2 separate regions of the Homo sapiens genome follow, and region 1 is linked to region 2. Evidence: chromatin loops called from intact Hi-C (ENCODE). Cell type or tissue: mammary epithelial cell. All regions are shown on one strand. Each heading gives the region's core, and the rest is flanking DNA. Links, peaks and the distances in the headings are about the cores only. Region 1 holds the start of LOC105369309 (a long non-coding RNA gene). Region 2 overlaps LOC105369309 (a long non-coding RNA gene).

Evidence for each region. Hi-C counts contacts between places; a loop is a spot of excess contacts. Peaks named below come from ENCODE experiments on the same cell type or tissue, not always from the same donor. Only the 100,000 strongest peaks of a DNase experiment are listed, where the experiment ranks them.
Region 1: it touches region 2 in a loop (1.8-fold over the local background); 2 of 110 quality-filtered maps call a loop at or near these places.

What each region holds. Positions count from the first base shown.
Region 1 is chr11:57,228,658-57,236,952 of GRCh38, forward strand. It overlaps APLNR (apelin receptor), which reads right to left. Exons shown (of 1, transcript NM_005161.6): 1 at 4,934-8,295. The coding sequence ends at 7,205. LOC105369309 (a long non-coding RNA gene) reads right to left here and starts at 2,969. Exons shown (of 7, transcript XR_007062670.1): 1 at 2,727-2,969; 2 at 801-1,564. RefSeq lists an enhancer at 8,235-8,295. In mammary epithelial cell, for the core only: no CTCF peak of the experiment used is centred there; no DNase peak of the experiment used is centred there.
Region 2 is chr11:57,159,284-57,167,611 of GRCh38, forward strand. It overlaps LOC105369309 (a long non-coding RNA gene), which reads right to left. Exons shown (of 7, transcript XR_007062670.1): 5 at 3,015-3,125. Among named protein-coding and RNA genes, the nearest start is that of LRRC55, 19 kb to the right of the region's middle. In mammary epithelial cell, for the core only: no CTCF peak of the experiment used is centred there; no DNase peak of the experiment used is centred there.

The DNA.
Region 1 (8,295 bases), core at 296-8,295, 70 kb after region 2:
TCAACTTGTTTGCTGTAAGCAAAAACCAGCTTTTCTCACCTTTTCTCCTGCACTTTCTCTATTCAGTTGTTCGATTATTTAAGCAAACATCCTTTAAGCATCTGCCACATTCCAGGCACTGGGAACAAAAAAGATGCATAAACGTAGCCCTAGTCTAGAGGATCTGCCCAGAGAGCAGAAGAGATGAGAAGGAATGCAGAGCCCAGACAGAGTGGCCAGATCTGGGCTTTTCTAGAGACCTGTTCCCTGTGCGCAGGGGACAAGGGGCTGGGAGTACTAGGGTGCTGGCCAAGTGGGGTGCTTCAAGTAGGTTTGGGGAATCCATTTCTGATTATCCACTGTCCATGTAAGAAGCTGCCTCAAGTAGCAAGAGATGTGCCATATAACTAAATAATAAAGTACAGAACAATATTCGGGGAGATGCTCACTGAGCACAAATAGTCCTTTGTCTCATGTCCTCAGGTTTCTAGTTATTTAGGCAAGAAAATGCACCCTAAGGTGGCTTTGGAAGTAGGAGAATGTCAGACATTTATACCCCTGTGGAATTGAACGTGGGCCTGTGCATTGAGCCAGCACACTAGCCCTGTCTTGGGACCCCTCTGTGGTGCAGACCAGAATATGGGTGTTTGTCCCCACTGCATCCTGTACTTCCTCCGCAATATGCTTACTGCACTTTATTATTGATTGTTAAACTCCAAAAGAGCAGGAATCACATGTATATCTTGTATTGCTTCATCTCATCACCAAGCATGTGCCTGATATATGGACATAGAAAGATATTTCTACATGGGACAAAATACCTGAGCAATGTTCCTCCAAACCGTCAAGGTCATCAAAAACAAAGCCTGTGAAACTGTCACAGCCAAGAGAAGTCTGAGACATGATGACTAAATGTGATGTGGTATTCTGCATGAGATCCTGGAACAGAGAAAGAACATGAGCTAAAAAGTAAGGAAGTCTGAACTTCAGTTCATAGTGAGGTATCAATAGGGTTGGACTTCAGTTCATAGTGGACTTCAGTTCATAGTGAGGTATCAATAGGGTTCATTAATTGTGGCAAGCATGTCCTGCTAATCTAAAATGCTAATAATAAAGGAAACTGGGTGTGGAATATATGAGGACTCTCTGTATTCTATCAGCAACTTTTCTGTAAATCTAAAACTCTTCTGAAACAAAAGGTTTATTAACAAAACCTCGAATGATCCTCAAGCACCTTTGTGCCCTCCTACTTCCCAGTTGGTGGCTCATCATGGATCTGACTCTCCACTTGCCCTGTGTGTTCTCAATAAGAGACTTCCTCTCCTTTCTAAGCCTAGAGTCACAGAACACGCTCTTGCCTGGCAGTGAGGAACCTGAGATCTAGTCCCACTTCTGCCACCATCCCACTATATGACCATGTGTCAATCATTTCCCCCTCCCAACCATAAGCCTCAGTTTACCCCTCTGTTCAATGAGAAAGTAAGACTAGAAGGTGCTTCTAGTCGGTCCATGAAGGCAGGGATGGTGTGTCTCATTCACGGCAGCATCTCCAGCTTCTAAGACAGTCCCAGGCACAAGACAGACACTGAAAAACAAAAAAGGATTCAATGAATAAATAAATGAGCATTGCTCTGATACTCCAACACTCTAACTAGAAATGGAAACTTCTAGAGTGAGCTCAGCATCTCAGAACCTCCTTTCTTGTGTATTTGATTTCAAGCTCCCTGGGTCACATCTTTGTGTCTGTCTCCAACGTCGTGCATGGAGACTTTATAAGCATTTGTGCAATGATTGAGAAGAGCTGGCCCTCCCAGATCAGGCCCTGCAAGTGTTGAACTCCTTGGAATGCAGACAGTGGTGTCTGCTGAGACGGTAGGGAGGTGTGTCACATCTAAAGCTTATTGCGCTGGGGGTCATCCTGGCTTCTGAAGTTGGGGAGGATCTTCCCACGGAATCTATCTGCCTCTTTTTAACAAGCTCAGACTGAAAGGGCCTGGGCCTCCCAACCCCTAGTTAGGAGACCCTGGCAGATAACTTAGAGGAAGATAGCTCAAACCCAGGGAGGGAAGAAACTGGAAGTGACAAAAAGAATAAAAAAGAAAAGAAAAAAAGAAAAAAAAAAAGCCCTGCACAACCCCAATTGTCTAGAGACCTGGATTCCTGGATTTTAGTCCCAGCCCCCAGTATTCTCGGCATCCACGCCATGAGAACTGGGCAAGATTTTCTCTGTGCCTCTAACTGGCCAACCTCCCAGAGTTGGAGTGGGGGTGAGTAAAAACAAGGATGAGTGTTCGTTCCAGTTCCTCAGAGGGGCTGTGTTCTCCGTGGGCAATTCCTCTGCCCAGAACATTTTCCCCACTAACCACTTACACTCCATGCTTCAGAGCAGGCTCCAGGCAGGCACCGTGGCTGTAAAGTCTCCCCTGACGCCCTGCCTGACTCCTTCCATTGTCTCCACGACAGGCCCTCGAACACTTCACACATTCCCTTAGAACTCACCACCCTGGGCTGTAATCGCCCATTTCACTGTCTGCCTCCACCAGCCGACTGCGAGCCCACTGGAGGCCGCTCACCATTTGGTCCTGCGTCCAGCATAGCGCTTGGCACATACGTGATAAATAAGGACTTGTGGAACAAACAGATGAATGAATGGGTGAATAAATGAAGGCATGTGTGAACCAGTGAATTAGTAAGTGCTGTCACAACCAAGGGAAGGCTAAAACCGTATCATGTTTTGGATAGCTTACCTCAGATTTCCCAGGAGACTTGCTGAGGTTTTTTACAGCATCTGTAAAAATAATGATAATAGTGGCTCCAATAGCCTGTTGTTGCCGTCGTAAATTCCCAAAGGGCTTTCCCTGGTGTGTTTCAGAAGAGGGAGAGCAGGCACTGATTCCCTGCCCTCAGTCTCCCTCCCTGCCTCCCCGTTTCTTCTTCCCACCTATGTTCTCACTCTCTGTCTCTCTCTGTCTCTATTTCTCTCTCCTCACTCTGCCTCTCTTTCACGGTCTCTGTCTCTGTCTTTGTCTCTGTTTCTTTCTCTTCCCACTGTCCCTGTCTCTCTCTCTCTCTCTCTCTTTCACTCTCTCTGCCTGTTTCTCTCTCTTCCCTCTCTCTCAATCTCTCTCTCCTCTCTCTTCTCTCCCTCTCCTTCTTTCTGTCTTTTTCTTTCACTATTTCTGCCTCTGTTTCTCTTTCCTCTCTCTTTCTGTCTCTCTTTTCTCTTTCTCTCCCTCCATCTCTGTCTCTTACACTATCTTTGCCTCTGTTTCTCTCTTCTCTCTCCCTCCCTCTGCCTCTGTCTCTATCTTTTTCACTATCTCTGCTCTGTTTCTCTCTCTTCTCAATCTCTCTCTTTCTCCCTGTCTCTCCTCTCTCTCCCTCCTTTGTCTCTATCTTTCTCTTTCACTGTCTACCTGATTCACTCTCTCTTCCCTCTCCCTCTGTCTTTTCTCTCTCAATTCCTCTCTCCCTGCTTCTATATCTCTCTCTTTCACTATCTCTGCCTCTGTTTCTCTCTCCCCATACTTCATTTCTCTCTCTCTGTCTCTCTCTCTCTTTCTCTCTCCCCCTCTCTCTCTTCCCTTGTCTCTATCTTTCTCTTCACTATCTCGCCTCTCTCTCTTCTTTCTCTGTCCCTCTGCTTTCTCCTCTCTGCCCTGTCTCTGTCTTTCGGGTACTCTCCATCATTTCCCTCCCCATCCCCATTCACTCTCCACTGTGTGCCAGGCATCTCACACAGAAGTTCTCACTTTCCTTCCCAGACACCTAGTGTTGCCTCATTTGTACTTTGGGAGAAACATCCCCTTACCATGGTCAAGAATGTGGGCTTTGGGCTTGGGAGCCAGACAGATTCAGCTGGTTCCAAGCCCAGCTCTTCCACCTGCTAGTCTGTGATCTTGGTCAAGAGGTCTAACTAACCTCTCTGAGTCTCAGCTTCCTTATGAGCAAAATGAGGTGAAAATGCCCCCTCTTAAAGGATGGCTGCAAGGATTAAATGAGATAATGCTTGGGAAATGCTTAGCACAGTGGCAGAACTCCATAAATGCGAGCTCTCTTGTTACTATCAGTTCTACTATGATTATTATTTTTTTGCATTGTCTGCAAACATTATTAATACCCAGGAGATCATTATTGAAGATGACAAATACCTCTGGACTGAATAGCCCCACCACCACGCCGACCCCAGGATCATTTCAGCCCCTTCCCCCCTCCTCCAAATAGATGACCACCAAAGCCCAGTTGGCTGTGGTTCTGACCCTCTGGTCTTCTATGCCCACTTTAATTTGGGCAGAATCCATCTGGATAGAGATTCCCTAAGCCTGGCTTTCCCAAAAAATTATCTGAGTTTTTAGTAATTGTAAATATCTGGGGTGAGTCAAGGAGAGTCTGACTCCATAGGTCTGGGGTGATACCCAGGAACTGGGTATTTTCAAAAGCATCCAGAGCGACTCTGATTGGAGAACAGGGATTCAAGCTTCTGGTCTAAACTCAGTGGCTACTCAAGTGATATTAAGTAAATCAATCAATAGGAGATGGTAAATGAATAAAGGCATAAATGAGTAGATGGATTGGTGGATGGATGGATGGATGGATGGATGGATGGATGGATGGATAGATGAGTAATAGGTCTACCTCCATGGGAAGAAATGCTGGTATTTTTCCCCAGACCTATGCTCTGGCCTCCAAAATATGTGTCCTTTTGTTCTGTGGCTTTTCAGAGCACAACACTTAGCTGCTCCCCTGTTTCTTTTCTTCCTTTTCTTCTCTGCACCTAAATCCCATCCTTTCCCTTTCCTGATGCCTATTTCCTCCATCCTCTCTCCCTCCTCACTTCGCCCCCTCCTTTTAGCTCCCACTTCTCTTTACGGCTTCCCCCTCACCATGCTGAAACATTTGCAAGCTGGAGGTTATCCCAAGACACTTTCATGAGAAGAGGCTTTGGACACAACAGTTGCACAAACAGTTTTATTTGATGAACCACAGTGACTAACAGGATCAGAAGACAGTGCAGATATTCTGAAGAAGGCACTGGGGGAGGTAAGGGGGTATCACAGCAGGCAGCCTCCTCTGCTTCTGTCCCAGTTCACAGATGAGTTCCAGGCAGGAAGTCTCTGCAGGTCACCCACGGCGGCCTCAGAGGGACAATTTCTTCCCTTCTAGAAGCCTCTTCCAGTGTTCACTGGATGCTTTGAGGACAGCTCTGGGCAGAGGAGGTGACTCTGTGAAAGATGCTATCTTAAGATGGGGAGACTAGGCTGTGAGGAGCCCCTTCCCCTCTCCTCCTCCCTCTGCCCCCAGAGCTGGCGTCATTCCAGGGAGGGTCAAGATGTCCATTCACATCAAGCTGGGCTTTTCTTATCTCCATCGCTCATGTCTTGTCCTTCACTTTCATAGTCCTCCAAGAACAAAACCCGGAATAGACACTCCCAGCCTCTAGCTCACAAAGGCCCCACTATTAATTTCATCCTCACGGTCTCTCTGGCAGTGTAGACATCATGCTATCTGCACACTTGCTCCAGTCCCTATTCCCAGATCCCCAATCCAGCAGAAGCCAAGAGGTCCAATCCTGAGGGTAGGGAGAGAAAAAACCCACCCCGTGCCTTTTGGCCCATGGCAAGCAGGAGGCCTCCTTAGGAAGAGGGCCACTGACCCTGGAACAAGAAAGGACGATGAGGGCAATGCTCATAAATTTGAAGCCAGGCGGGGAGGCACCGGAAAGGGGCCAAGGGAGGCTCTCAACTAGCCTCTTACTTCCTTCATGGAGCCCAAGAAGGAGCAGGAACCCAGCTCAGTAGGACGCCCCCAAGCCTTGGCGCCAGCTGCTTTGGGGAGGGATCTCCCTACAGGAAGCCTGGTGCAAACATTAACTTCGCTCCTAAAGCACGGACCAGCCGTTGGAGCCCCCAAATCCAGTAGGGGGTGGACTCATTTTTATTCTACATTTTTCATTGCCTCAGTGTGTCCCTGCCCCCCACCACCCCCTGCCAAGGGTAATGTGTGAACAGCAGAGTTGCAGTGGATTGGGGGGTGGGAGGAGGTTTGTCCAAATGACCCAGGCACACTGCTGTTCATGCCAGGCTCATCCATATAGACATATAAGTACAACACACACAGACAAGAGGCAGGCATCTCCATCCCAAACAACATGATTCTTGGCACCAAGTAGCACCAGTGCCCAAGAAAGAAATCAGTATGATGGGGTAAGATGGGGAGATGAGGAAACCCTTCAGCTCACAGTTATGCAGGAAGTCAGAAACAGGAGGACTCGGGGAGCGAGCCAAGCAGTGTCTGGACTAAATGCAGACACCCCTCCATCCTCTCTCTCTAGTTGCCCTTCCCAACTCCCCACTCACATAATGAAACCAAGGAGTACATCCATTCATCAGCCCTGCTGCCTTCCAATTCTCATAGAAAATAGAGGAAGGATGAAAGGGTCTGCGGACAATTTGGAGAAAGCATATCTAGTCAGTGTCATGGTGCCATGGGGGAACTGCAGGAATCACACTAGCCCCAATGCCCAAAATGACAGGGAAGTGATCCAATTTTAGGGCAAGCTCTGGAGCTCCCAGATCTAAGGGCTGGAGCACTAATTATCTGCTGACACACAGCCCACCCCCGGCCCCAGCCCATTCCCTGCCTCACACTCAGAAAACAGGATAGAAAGCTTAAACAGGGTCAGTCTCTGCAAGCTTTGGGATCCTTAACCCTTAGTAGCCCTTCAGAACAAGAAAGTAGACAGGGGAGAAGGATGGATGGAGGGAGGGGGACGAGCTGTAGGAGGGGATTGGTGCCAGAAGGCAGGGATAAGGAGCGGCAGCTGCAGAGAGTGGTGGGGGAAAAACTACAAGGAAAGAAGGGAGGAAAGACGATTGCAGATCTAAGAAAGCAGCAGAGGGAAACAAGCTTTTACTGCGTCCAGACTCAGGCTTCAACATTTTAGGATCAATATGACTTTCCCCCATTTCATACCAATGGAGAAACTGAGGCTGAGTGAGATTAAATGGCTTGTGCAGGGTCAGGTCTGTAGAGCCCAGTCTCTTTCCCCTAAACCACAAACCTCTGAGAAAGAATAAAGCAGTAGAGGAGGACAGGGCGGGGCAGAATCAGGGGACAGTTAAAGGATGTGCATAGGACAAGGAGTAGCCACACTACCTGATTTTCAGAAAGCAAGGGCAAAGGCCGGGGAGGGCCGAGGGCGCCAGGCTTCTCTCTGCTCCCAGCCCTAGTCAACCACAAGGGTCTCCTGGCTGTAGGGGATGGATTTCTCGTGCATCTGTTCTCCACCCTTGCCCATGTTGGGGCCGGGCCCCTGGCTGTGCCCCGAAGAGTAGCTGGCTGACTTCTCCCCACTGCTGCTGTGGGAGGTGCCTGCGCACCTGCTCTGGCCACAGCAGAGCATGGAGGTGCAGGCCTGGCGGAAGCGGGGGTCGAAAAAGGCATAGAGGAAGGGGTTGAGGCAGCTGTTGACGTAGCTGATGCAGGTGCAGTAGGGGAAGATGTTCATGAGGAAGAGGTCAAAGTCACAGGGCCAGTGCAGCAGGCTGCCCAGCATGTACAGCGTCTTCACCAGGTGGTAGGGCATCCAGCACAGGGCAAAGGTCACCACCAGCACCACGATGATGCTGAGCAGCCGGCGCCGCTTCCGCAGGCCCTCGATGCGTTCCTTGCGGAAGTGGCCAGCGATGGTTTGGGCGATGAAGAAGTAACAGGTCAGCATGATGGTGAAGGGCACCACAAAGCCCACGGTGGTGGACGAGACCCCAAGGCCCACCTCCCAGGCCCACTCTGAGCTCACAGTGGCCACCATGGAGTAGTCCATGTAGCACTGCACCTTAGTGGTGTTCTCCAAGTCCCCGGTGGTGCGTAACACCATGACAGGCATGGCCAGGAGGGCGGCCAGCACCCAAAGAACTGCCGTGGCCACGGCCCCGCTGACCCGCAGCCTCAGCCGAGCATTGGCCACTGGCCTCACGATGGCCAGGTAGCGGTCGAAGCTGAGGCCGGTGAGGCAGAAGACGCTGGCGTACATGTTGACGAAGATGAGGTAGCTGCTGAGCTTGCAGAAGAAGGTCCCAAAGGGCCAGTCATAGTCCCGGTACGTGTAGGTAGCCCACAGGGGCAGCGTCACCACGAAGGTCAGGTCAGCCACCGCCAGGCTAGCAATGAAGATATCAGCTGAGCGCCTCTTCTCCCGGCTGCTCCGAAACACGGTCCAGAGCACCAGACCGTTGCCCGTGGTGCCCAGGAGGAAGACCAACATGTAGATGGCAGGGATGAGGGCCCCCGAGGATTTCCAGTCTGTGTACTCACACT
Region 2 (8,328 bases), core at 100-8,099:
AATGGTTCAAATGACACCATCTGCATCCAGGTTTCTCACCATCTCTCACTCTCCTCTTCTCCATATTGTTTCCTTCTTAGGTTGCTCTAAAAACTATACCCTCCCAGGTTCAAATCTAGGAACACAAGAGAGAATGCCTCTCTCTAAACAATTCAAGGAAATTTCTGAGCCTGATTTTCACTGACTCTAATAGAGTTATGTGACCATCACTGCACTGACCACTGTGTCCAGGCAATAAGAAGCCTCAATGAGCCATGAATATGTCCCATGCCCAACTCTCAAGTAAGAAGCACATGGAGGCTGGGTGCGGTGGCTCACACCTGTAATCCCAGCACTTTGGGAGGCTGAGGCGAGCAGATCACAAGGTTAGGAGTTCAAGACCAGCCTGGCCAATGTGATGAAACCCTGTCTCTACTAAAAATACAAAAAATTAGCCAGGTGTGATGGTGGCCACCTGTAGTCCCAGCTACTCGGGAGGCTGAGGTAAGAGAATCGCTTGAACCCAGGAGGTGGAGGTGGAGGTTGCAGTGAACCAAGCTCACACCACTGCACTCCAGCCTGGGCAACAGAGCAAGACTCCATCTCAAAAAAAAAAAAAAAAAGAAGAAGCACATGGACTGAAAGCTGGGGAGGAATTGATCCCTAGAGAAATTAAGAGAAAAATGAAAGGCAATTGGACAGCAAAAACAACAGATGTCCACTCCACCCCCATAGCTTAAATCCCTTCATGGAAAACTCCCAGATCGGTCTTCAGTGTCTCAGGATTAGCAGTAACTAAAGACAGATATGATTACGGACTCAAAAATGGTACATAACCCTGCTTAAGAATTACATCCTACATAAACTCAATATTGAGCCTCGAAGTTGAGCCTCACTACTGAGTTCTTGAAGTCCAACCTCTTCTCAAGCAACTCATCTTTCCTTTCAGATTCAGTTGCTTCTTCCCATCCCAGACAGTTCAATTAGGAGGAGGGAGCCTGTATTGTGAATTTCTTCTACTTCTGCAAGTCTTGGTTCCATCCATTAATCAACAGTTCTGTGTCTTTTCTGGCCCTGGCTTCTCTGCTCCTCCACAACTTTTGTTTTTGTTTTTGCCTTTGTTTTCAGGTATCAGAGCATGTTAAAGATGCAGCGAACACATGCTTGGGAGATGTGGGAGGTCGTTGAGGGTGTCAGAGAGAGGGGAGGTGATGAGGAAAGCTTCACAAAGGGATTTGCAACTGAGCCTTAAGTAATGATTAGGAATTTTCTAGAACAAGAATGAAAGAAGGTCATTTCAGGCCTGAATCATTGGATCCAAAACTATTTTCATCTCATCTCTCTTTTGAAGAAAGAAAACTCTTTTCTCAACCCAGAAGTTGCAAACCAGTGGCCTGCAGATAGATCAGGCTGGCAGATGTGTTACACTTGGCCCACACAACATTTTGTAGAATTTTAAGTAGTTGCCAACATTTAAAAATGGTGAGATTTTTTTTACATAAGGATCCGGATTTCCAGCTGCTCTTGAAAACTCAGCTCTGACAGCCCTGGACCTAAGCTTCTACTGGGGCAACAATTGACTAAGTTGAGTAACACCTACCCTCTGCAGGGCTGTATGACCTGCTGACCTTGCTCCTTGTTCTGTTTTCTGCCTGGCGCCTGTTGGCATTGAGTTGGTAACTCTGTCTCAACCCAAACAACTAACCATTTATGTTTCAGACTAACTCCCATTATTATCATATTATAATACTATATTATATTTTATATATTATATTATTATATTATATAACAATCTAATCTGTTGCTACTACTCCCTTGCTTTGAATCCCCAGTGATTCTCCAAATCAGCAGAACAAAGTCTAATGCAGACTGGGTTTACCTCAAACACTTCCCCTCTATTTTACCTACCAACTCCCAAACCCCAAAACCCTCTATACTAAATGTTTGCCATTTCCTAATCCCATCCTTTCCCATGACTACATACTGTTAACATGTGCTATCCCCTCCACTGGTCAAATTTCCCTGTGTCTTCAATGTCCAATTCAGAGGTCAGTGTAGATCTCCCTGGCTTGTCTGGGTAAAACTGTCCCTCCTTCCTCAGGGCTCCCATCCAGCACCGCGTTCCTACCTTGGTTCCAACACCTGCCATGTTTCTCTCTAATTATCTGTTTACGTGGCTGCCTCCTCCACACCCACCCCAGACTGAGATCCTTGAAAGCAAAAACCGTGACTGATTCATCTTTGTATATTCAGTGCCTTTCTGTATACCTTGGCAGATATCAGATACTCAATAAATTCTTGTTAAACGAATGAAGAAAGGAACAAACACACAGGGAACAAATTGGCATGTGTTCATGGAATGTCACACCTCAACAATTGTAATGAAAGGAATCATTCCCACTGAAGCTTTTCTGTCTACTCTAGCCACACAGAATTGTTCCCTTCTCTGAATCCTTGTAGAAAGAGTAGTTTATGACAGCTCCTGAGTGAGTTATTAGAGGAAGCTAATTAGAAGGAGGTCATATCCTTTGGATATTGACAGATATAGGATTACAGAGCAAAAAAAAAAAAAAAAAAAAAAAAACCTCAGTGCTAGTCTCTGACCTTTCTAGCCCCCGGCAGCTACAGGCACCAAAGCCTGTGGGGCTGCAGTTCAGGTCCCAACATCAACTCTAGTCCAGGCAGAGAGAAACTCCATAGCTGAGACACCCCAGAGAGAAGTTCTAGGATAAGTTATTATTTTCTCACTCAGCTCCAGACACAATTGGTGCACTTGCAATTCCTTGAACATACCAAGCTCCCTCCCATCTCAGAGCCTTTGCACCTTCTATTCCCTCTGCCTGGAATTCTCTTCCCCTGTGTATCTACAGGACTCACTCCCTTACTTTATTCAGATCTCAGATCATATTTAACCTTAGTAGAAAAGCCTTCCCTGATCACCAATGTAAAACTGTAGAAGTGTATCCCACAGCTTGTTACCCTCTGTTCTTTACTCTGCTTGAAGGAGGAGCTAAAGGAATGAGGGCATTACGGACCAAAGAGAGCCAGGACTTGATGTCACCAGGACTCTACTCTCTTTCCTTTTCATCTCATATCCGTTTTTTGGTTTTGCTTGGCTCCTTTCTCTTCTACCAGGCAGGCTTTCTCTGTGTGAAAAAAAAAAAAAAAAAAAAAGCCATGAGTCACAGCCTCCAAACTCAACAACTAAAAGAGAAAGGAGTTTTCCCACCCATTCCAGTGAGAATAATCTCAGAAAAATCATCGGATTGGTCTAACTCAGGTCATAAGACTATCCCTAAGCCATTATCACAGTGAGAACATGTGTGTTCTTATTGATCAGGTCTGGGTCCTACCCCAGGATTGGCTTGGATAAGGCTTTTTCGGTTTGATTCATCTCTGAACCTATCACTGCAGCCAGAGGAGGACATGCTCACCTGCCCAGGCCTGCTCACATGCAGACTTGGAGCTGGGAGTGGAGCAAGTCCCAATTGAACTATATGGTTAAGAATCAGGGAGTGGAAAATCAAGGTGAAACGTACCTTCAAGACAGAGGAGACAAATGGGTACTGGACAGACAGGTGTATTCGCTACTTGATAATGACTTTACAGTTCCCAAAGCACTTGCTCCCATCCTTCATTTATCTCCATTGAATTCTCACAGCAAGTTCTATGTGAATGCCCCAACGTTATTATCCTCAGGGAGATATTTCATTTATTAAACAACCCGTATAGTTTGGGCACTGGCCAAGCAAAAGGGACTCCAGCTGTGAACCACAGGGATGAACACCCTGGTTAACAGCAGTAGAACAACAGCCTCATCACACCCATTTCACAGGTGAAGATGCTGAAGCCAGGAGAGATGTTTAGACTTGTGCCCAGGTGCATAAAAAATGGGTAGGAAGAACTTGAGACCCTTGATGCCAAGTATAGGCCCCTTTCCAATGTCCTAAACTATCCCTCTGTCCACACCCATCAGGGAAGTGAAGTGAGGCAGGATGGAGGGAACCAGAGGAGAGTTGCTATTATGATCCCAACCACGTGGAGAAAGAAGCCAGCATGCTGTAGCTTGCAAGGAGGCTGCTTAGTCGGTGCCACAAAAACCTGGAAAGCAGTGCCTGCCAGACGGCAGGGACAAGGAGCAGCCAATGAGATGGGAGTTTGCAGCCAGGATGGCAGATGCCAGGAAGGCTGCAGCTATTCTAGGATGCAGGCAGTGACTGCTCCATTACCCCAGCCCTCCCAGTCCCCATTTCCCTAGGGTATTGGGGAGATCTCCATCCTCTCTCCAGCTCCTTATTGATGTAGGGTCCGAAAGCTGAGACTTTAGAGTCAGGCAGTCAGGCCAAAGGGATTCAGCCCCTTAAAGAAAATGGTGAACTATCATCTCAAAACATGGAAAATGCTTAGTCACTGTCCTGAATACAACTCTACAGTCACCCAACCTATTCAGAATTCATCTGGTCCAAATGCCCCATGCTATTAGATGCAGAAACTGAGGCCAAGGGAGAGGATATGATTCGCTCCACGGCCCCACAGCATATTTGAAGGATAGCTGGGCATTGCCAGATTTCTCAGTTCAGGACTCCTTCCCCTGGGGATTGAGAGGCAGGCTGAGTCTCATTTGGGATCATGATCCTTCTATTTCATGGGGCTGTTGGAGCTTGGCCTTCCATGGCTAGATCAACTCTTGACCTTTATGCCTCACATTCTCCCAGTAAAGGCCATGTTGTAGCTGCAGGTGTGGATTCCTGCTACAACCCCTCTTCTCTGCCCTCATGTGCTCCACTGAGGACTATACAATGCACCCTCAGGCCCCACTCTCTATTCTGGATTCAGAGCCTGAACCAGCCCAAAGCACCCAGCCTTCACTTCTCCATCACGGTGTAGTTCCTCTCAGCTCTCCATACCAAAAGCATCTGTTGGGCAAAAACATCTTGGCCCAAAGTCCCTCCTGGAGTAAGGGAAAAACAAAAGAATAATAAGAAAGAAATTTCTCTTTTTCTGCTCCTGACAAGTACTAACCTTTCCATTGCCCCTACATTCTCAGCCTGGCTGGACAACAAAGAGTGTTTCACACAGGTCTGTCATGCCTTCAGTGTACAGCTTTGTGGTTAGGGGCACAAACTCTGGATATACCAGACAGTCCAGAGTTAGAATCCGCCTCTGCCATTGACTAGGTATGTGACCTGGAAACACCTTCTTTCCCCTGCCTGTTTTCTCATCTGTGAAATGGTGTCACCTCAAAGGGTTGGGAGACTTGAATGACATAAAGGATTTGGCTCTGTGCCTAGGATAGTCAGTGCTTGATGCTTTTTTTAGCAGTAGGAAGCTGTTAATTGCCACATGTTGTGGGATGAAGGGGATGTCACTACAGCCACCACTACCTTTCCTGCTCCTTTCAGTCCCTCTCAAGCTCTGGTTCTGCCAAAGCCTTCCCTGATTACTCTCATCTCTCCATCAGTCTTTCTTTCCAGAACCTGTACACCTCCATTTCCCATCCAGCTTAGTTCTGAATTAAATTCCATGTCTAATAGTTCTGATTTGGTGTTGTCCTTGTCCCCACCTAAAACCATAAACTCTCATCAGACAAGACCAATGGGTTTTCTTCTACCCCTGGCAGTGCAAAGTCCAGGACCAGGCAGGTGGGGGGTGCTGGAAAAGTTAGCAATTGAGTGATTGTACAGCCAATTTGTCACTTTCATGGGATCGGAGTGAGGCTATCTCAGAATCTTCTGTATCTACTTCATCTCTTGCTCTTTCCATTCTTTGATACTTTGACACATCCACATCCCAGAGCACATCATGAGATCCTGGAGCCAGACCTAGAAACCTATTAAACAAGGGAACCCCAGCATGTCTCATTTATTACCCAAAGGAAGGAAATTAGCATCACATGTATAAAGCACTCAGTAGTCTATAAAATGCTCTTAGCAATTCACTTCGTGAGGAAGTGCCTTTTCCCACTTCCACAGAGGGATACCGAGCCTCAAGGGATTAGGAGACTAATCCAGGCTCACACAGCTGATAAGGAACAGCCCAGACATTTTGGCCCAGTGCTGCTAGCCCTCAATCTGGTGCTTTGCCCTCTGCACCGCCTGCCATGCAGGGAATACATGTTAATATCTCTCTGTATTAGTCTGTTCTCATGCTGCTAATAAAGACATACCCAAGACTGGTTAATTTATAAAGGAAAGAGGTTTAACTGAATCACAGTTGCACATGGCTGGCATCATGGTGGAATGCAAAGGAGGAGCAAGGCCACATCTCACATGGTGGCAGGCAAGAGGGCATGTGCAGGGGAACTCCCCTTTATAAAACCATCAGCTCTCTGCTGGGTGTGGTGGCTCACACCTGTAATCCCAGCACTTTGGGAGGCCGAGACGGGTGGATCACCTGAAGTCAGGAGTTCGAGAACAGTCTGGCCAACATGGCGAAACCCCATCTCTATTAAAAATACAAAAAAAAATTAGTTGGGCGTGGCAGTGAGTGCCTGTAATCCCAGCTACTCGAGAGGCTGAGGCAGGAGAATCACCTGAGCCCAGGAGGCAGAGGTTGCAGTGAGCCAAGATCACGCCACTGCACTCCAGCCTGGGTGATAAGAGTGAAACTCGGTCTCAAAAAAAAAAAAAAAAAAAAAATCACATCTCACGAGACTTATTCACTATCATGAGAACAGCATGGGAAAACCCTGCCCCCATGATTCAATTACCTCCCACTGGGTCCCTCCTATGACATGTGGGGATTATTACAATTCATGGTGAGATTTGGGTGGGGACACAAAGCCAAACCATATCACTCTCTTTCTTGGCCACAGGTGGACTTGAAAAACCCTTTCCCTTAACCAAGCAGGAGCCCCAGTAGCTGCTTTGTTCAACGTCTGTTTCTCTAAGGTCTCCTACTCTGGAATATTTAGGAAAACCCAAGGTGGCTCAAAAAGATCATCCCTGTACCAAGCCTCAGGGATTCTAGTGTGACCCAACCTCTCCCAGTCCCTATAGGCATCTCTTTCAAACATCAGAACTGGTGCAGACTCAATAGAAGAAAGGTGTGACTCCAAGATGTCCTCCCTCACAGCCCTTTATCACAATGGGGCTCTCTTCACCGTAGAAGGGAAGGCTGAGGCTCAGAAATATGGTGTAGGCTTGGACTTTGGAAGGAGAATGACTAAGCTGAAGTTCTTCCTCTGCCATTTACAAGCTGTGTGACTTTGGAAAACTTTCTTAATGTTTTTGCTTTTAATTTCCTCATGTATAAAAGATGGGGTTGTCATACTTAGGTTTAAGACTATTGCACGTGCCTGTAATTCTAGCACTTTGGGAGGCCGAGGTGGGCAGATCACTTGAGGTCAGGAGTTTGAGACCAGCTGGCCAACATGGTGAAACACCATCGCTACTAAAAATATAAAAATTAGCCAGGCATGGTGATGCATGCCTGTAATCCCAGCTACTCGGGAGGCTGAGGCAGGAGATTCGCTTGAACCTGGGACGTGGAGGTTGCGTTGAGGCAAGATCACGCCACTGCACTCCAGCCTGGGCAACAGAATGAGACTCCACCTCAAAAAAATAGAAGACTATTGCAAAGATTTTAAAAGATGGCACAGGTACAACACTGAACACAGTGTTTCATGAGTGACAGTCATAAGCTTTTCTACCACCTAACTGTGTTACTTTTAGCAAACTACCTAATTTATCTCGGCCTCGGTTGTTTTGTGATTCTTTTCAAGGGAAAAAAAAAGCACCTCCCTTCATAAGCCTGCTATAAGAACAATATAAAATAGTTGACATAAAGCACTTAATCTCTTGCCTGTCACAGGAAAGGTGCTCAACACCTGTTAGCTCTGTGTTGATGTCCCCAGATCAGAGAGCCAGAAAAGGAGGGCTAAAGTTCCAACCAGGATCTTCTGGTTCCAACCCAGCAGCACCTGAGCAAGGTTGATAATGGTAAAGAAAAGAAGAAATAAGCAATAGGGGCCTCACAAACACAGGCAGGAATAAATCACTCCCATGTGGCAGTTTTCTGTGCCTGACCCAAGAGATAGGTGTTGCACCTTTATCCATGTGGACAGATAAGAAAGAGCAAAGGGCATAGGTCACAGAGGTGAGTATGACCTCATTGCAGTGCCAGGATATTTCCAGGCAATTGGCAAGACTTATTGACAATCATCCAATAAATAGGATAAATAGTTCTTACTTCCCAAGTGCCTGGGAAGAGAGCTTGCAGCTCTTTCCAATTCCTGCCTCTCATCTCTTCCTCCTCGGACACTGCAGCTCTCCGTTTCTGGAAAATCTCAGGGCAGAATCTGGGCTCCTTCCCACTTTCCTCTGTCCAGAATTCTAAGGATGCCTGGGA